Linked DNA regions of Homo sapiens: region 1 is linked to region 2. A link is an interaction called in ENCODE POLR2A ChIA-PET data of the cell type or tissue named here. Cell type or tissue: GM12878. All regions are shown on one strand. Region 1 overlaps FUT8 (fucosyltransferase 8). Region 2 overlaps FUT8 (fucosyltransferase 8).

Evidence for each region. ChIA-PET counts read pairs that join two places held together with the same protein. Peaks named below come from ENCODE experiments on the same cell type or tissue, not always from the same donor. Only the 100,000 strongest peaks of a DNase experiment are listed, where the experiment ranks them.
Region 1: POLR2A ChIA-PET joins it to region 2 with 10 read pairs; 4 of 35 experiments call an interaction of 5 or more read pairs at or near these places.

What each region holds. Positions count from the first base shown.
Region 1 is chr14:65,555,582-65,558,081 of GRCh38, reverse strand. All of the region lies in intron 2 of FUT8 (fucosyltransferase 8), which reads right to left. Among named protein-coding and RNA genes, the nearest start is that of MIR625, 86 kb to the right of the region's middle. In GM12878, no CTCF peak of the experiment used is centred here; no DNase peak of the experiment used is centred here.
Region 2 is chr14:65,435,863-65,438,362 of GRCh38, reverse strand. The region is part of intron 1 of FUT8 (fucosyltransferase 8); the gene reads right to left. Among named protein-coding and RNA genes, the nearest start is that of FUT8, 24 kb to the right of the region's middle. In GM12878, no CTCF peak of the experiment used is centred here; no DNase peak of the experiment used is centred here; H3K27ac peaks cover 775 bases.

The DNA.
Region 1 (2,500 bases), 120 kb before region 2:
AGGGATTACAGATGTGAGCCACCACACCCAGCCAAGAGAGTCTTATGGTTTACCTTTTAACCATGAAAAAATAATGTATCTTATTTTCTTCATTTAGAAGATTCACTTTGCAAAGACAACGATATAACTGAAGAAAGTATGTTCAGCCTTTGATATGACAACCACTCAACTTATTTGTGAAAGTATTAGTAAAAATAGTTCAAATTCGTAAAAATATTTAAAAATTACATATATCAGCTAATTTCTGACTAAAATTTATATAGCAGTGTTTGTTGAGATTTCTTCTCAGAGTGGGCTTTCAAGAATTTATAAATTTATTACTACTTAAGACTCACAAAGTACCCTTCTGCAAAATACTAAATATACTAAATGTACTGAAATGTGCCAGGATTCTTTCTGCAAATTTATTTAATTAGTGATATCACTTTTTTTTTTTTTAAGAGACAAAATTGGCTGGGCACAGTGACTCACACCTGTAATCCCAGCACTTTGGGAGGCTGAGGCGGGTGGATCACAAGGTCAGGAGTTCAAGACCAGCCTGGCCAAGATGGTGAAACCCCCGCCTCTACTAAAAATACAAAAATGAGCCAGGCATGGTGGTGGGTGCCTATAATCCCAGCTACTTAGGAGGCTGAGGCAGAGAATTCCTTGAACCTGGAAGGTGGAGGTTGCAGTGAGCCGAGATCACAACACCACACTCCAGCCTGGGCGACAGAGCAAGGCTCTGTCTCAAAAAAAAAAAAAAGGGGAGAGAGAGACAAAATCTCGGCATGTTGCCTAGGCTAGATTGATATCACCTTTTTAAGGTACTAAGGTATTTAAATGATTCATTTCTTTCAGTATTTACAGAGATTCTTTGGGTAATATTTGTTTAATGTCTCTGGAACAATAAACATATTTGATTTTTCAAAGTACTTTTTCTGAATCTGGAAGCTCGAGTGTAATATCAGTAAGATAAGGAGACTTAATAGAGTTGCCACGAGCCTTAAATAAGGTTAACATATATAAACCACTTATCATAATGCTTGGCACAGAAGAAGTGCTCCAAAAAAAGTAATTTTATTTTAATGCTGACAAGACATAGAAATTAAAAGTATGGGTGCTAGAATCAGCAGTGTCTAGACTGGAGTCTCAGTTCTGCTACATCATAGCTAGGTAACCTCACTGAACATCAATCTGTAAACTGGAGATAATAAATACCACCTCTCCCAGAGAATACTGGAAAAGGCTTAAATAAAATAATCATCAGTGGTGAGGCACCTCAGCATACCATGCAGCAAATTATTATGTGGTATATATTGACGTTGTTACATTATTTTATAGACCCATTTACAATTCTTTATATAATTAATATGCCACATGCTGTTGTAGGCAGCTTCTAAAATGGTTGCCAACTATCTCTGCGTCCACTATTCATGCCCTTGTATCATCTCCTCCTCTTGAGTGTTGGCTGCACCTAGTGACTTGTTTCTTAAATAGAATACAGTAAAAGTGACAGAATTTCATTTCCAAGATAAGGTTACAAAAGACTGGAGCTTCTGTGTCTTGCTCACATTGTCCCTGCTTGCTTATTCTGATGATACAAGCTACCATACTGTCAGCCATCATGCTGAGAGGCCCATGTGGAAAGGAGCTGAGGGCAGCCTTCAGACAACAGCCAACGAAGATTTAAAGTGCTCAGTCCTAAGACCACAAGCACCTCACAAGGTTGTTGAATCCCGCCAATGACCAGTGAACGTGAGCAAGCTTAGAAATGCACCATCACCAGTCAAGCCTCAAGACAGCTGTAGCTTTGGTCCACATCTTGAATGCAGGCTTTTTAAAGACCCTCACCTAGGAGATGGAGCTTAGCCAGAGGATCCAGCTAAACCATCCCTAAATTCTGACCAACAGATAATAAATTGTTGCTTTAAACCACTTAGTCTAAAGGTAATGTGTTACATAGCAATAAATAATTAATACATATGACTACCTCCTCTAGTAGGTTAAAAGCCTGATCTTCACTTCATGTGTTATTTTCTGTCTCTAGCAAGTTATAGAAAGCCCTGGGCACAGAATAGGCATTCAAGTTGCAGGACAGAACTGAGTCTTAATCACATTTCCTTATGTATTCTGCTAATACCTCTTATACATACCATAAAACAAAACTCAATTTACAGCAAATAAGAGATTTAACAGATACAATTACAATTATTGGTTTTATACTAATACCAGAGGTAAAAAAGCACATTTATTAATAGCTGCTAAACAGAGTTCCATCTCCAACCATGAAAGAATAACTACTAGATTAGCCTCACATATAAACTAGAAAACTTTAAAAAACATATTTAGAAAAACTGTTTTCAGATATTGGGCAAAGGTCAAAGAAGACTGTAATGTCTGAGAGAAAATTAACAATAAAAGTAAGCCCTATGATCACTTTAGCCTTCTGCCTAGAAGCATTTGCTGAACACCAGCACAGAAAGGAAGAACCCAAACAAAACACAGCCATCTTCCTCAG
Region 2 (2,500 bases):
ATTTGTTCTTTCAGCAAGTGGCAATTGGGCCCTCTATCTAGGTTTCATTAACTTGAGAGAAGCAGAGAATGAATATGTGAGGGGAAAAAAAAAACTGCCTAATTTCTGTTGTAACAGGTCAAAGACAAGAAAGGCAGATGAAGGTAACATGTGAATGTAAACTTTCCTTCTCTAATCTCAAGCTACAAAATGGCTAGACTGAAATATTCTTGATATATTCTTACTTGAGAGAGGAAATGGACAAACAACTTTTGATTTTACTTTAGACAACTTCTTATCCCCTCTCTCCATATTATTATAAAAGCCCATATGAGAAGTAAAAGTGTGAGCCAAAATAGTTTGGGTCAAAGTTTTAAAACCTCTTTACTATACAGAGGTATGAAACCAACATGTCCAACAAACAGAAAACACCAAAGCAGAAATAATTTAAAATCAAAGAAAAAAAATCACTATCACTATAAAGACTCTTCTACAGTTAAGACTTCTACATTACTTCCTAGATCCAGAAACTCAGGCTAAACTCCTCTTCTTTACTCCCTACTCCATTGCTTGCTAAACCTCTCTCCTTGCATCCATAAAGCACATCTAATCTCCTTGGTTCTCCTTCCTTGCTGTTTTAAGGATTTTATTGTAATCACTATGGGTAATAACAAAAAAACATTAAGAAATTATGAAGTTTTTAAAACCTTATAAAATACTCTGGGACCTCAAATATTCTCATTTTACTGGGAAGAACTAATGATGTCAAGTAATATGAATTCATGTACTCTAGTCCCAAAACAGTAAATTGCATTTCTACGACCCTAAACATTAGGTGACGTATTTCAAAGTCTTTCTTTAACACAAGCATGACATGGAGATGGCAGTGGTGGTGTTAGTGGTGATAAGACCAAATTAAGACCTTTGGAGGTCCCAAGTACAGAAAATATAATAGTATAGCCCTCTATTCTCTCCCTATTAAATACAAAATAAAAACAATACTAAACAGCTAACATTTAATCCAATAAATTCTTATTTCTTTCCTAATTCTACTTCAGTATTTTTTTAAATGTTAGGTAGTAAATGCTTTCAATTGTTTTTCAAATTCTTTTCTTTCTGCTTTGCTGATACCCTAAGCTTTTGTTTGATAAAAAGCTGTGGCTAATCAGTACTAAGTGCTAATAAACAGAAGTAAAAGCAGTTGCAACTTGAAGAGGTCTGCTCTACATCAGATATTTTACATGCATTATTTATAATTCTTGTCACATCTATAAAAAGGAGAGATTATCAATCCTGTTTTGCTGATAAAGAATGAACTCAAAGAAGCTAGACAAGATGCCCAAGGTCACTCATGCAGTAAATGGCAGAGTTGAGTACCTGAAATAGGCCTTTATGTCTCCCAGGTCTGATCCATTAGACATACTGCCTGTAGGGCATTTCTTCAGAACTAGCTCCTGGACAAAAATTTCATTTCAGAGAAACATTGAAAAATGCTTTTTAAATGCATCATTTGGTAGTACTCAAATTTTCCATGGAACCTAATCACTGATAATCCTAGATAATAACTGTAAATATATAGCCCAGACTGCTACACTGCACAACTCCAGTAGGAAAAAAGAAAAAAAAATTTTATGTGAATGATGTCCCCTGGAATTGTGTGATACAGTTGAGTGTGCAACCCCAATGCTTGTCAAAGACCTTGTCAGGGCCATTTACTATTCTATTTTGGAAAAAAACTTTTTTTTTTTTTTTTTTGAGAGGGAGTCTCGCTCTGTCGCCCAGGCTGGAGTGCAGTGGCACGATCTTGGCTCACTGCCAGCTCCACCTCCCAGGTTCACACCATTCTCCTGCCTCAGCCTCCCCAGTAGCTGGACTACAGGCGCCCACCACCACACCTGGCTAATTTTTTGTATTTTTAGTAGAGACAGGGTTTCACCATGTTAGCCAGGATGGTCTCGATCTCCTGACCTCGTGATCTGCCTGCCTCAGCCTCCCAAAGTGCTGGGATTACACGTGTGAGCCACTGTGCCTGGCCACTATCATTGTTTTTTAAAGCCAATAAGCATTCTCGGAATGTTAAAGAAAAGTTTTTGTTGTTGTTGTTTTGAGACAGGGTCTTGCTATGTTGCCCAGGGTGATCTCAAACTTCTGGGCTCAAGCGATTCTCCTGCCTCAGCCTCCTGAGTAGCTGGGATTACACACTTGTGCCATCAGGACCAGCTCAAGAAAGATATTTTACAGCCTGGGCAACACAGTGAGACCTTGTCTCTACAAAAAAATTAAAAACTAGCCAGACATGGTGGCACACACCTGTGGTCCCAGCTTCTCGGGAGACTGAGGTAGAAGAACTGCTTGAGTTCAGAGTCGTCTGAGGCTACAGTGAGTGATGATCACACCACTGCACTCCAGTCTGGGTAACACGGCAAGACTCTGTCTTTTAAAGAAAAAAAAAAAAAAAAAAGGGAAGATATCTTAAAGCACACGAAAATAAAAATACACCAAAAGTCAATTGTAAGAAAAT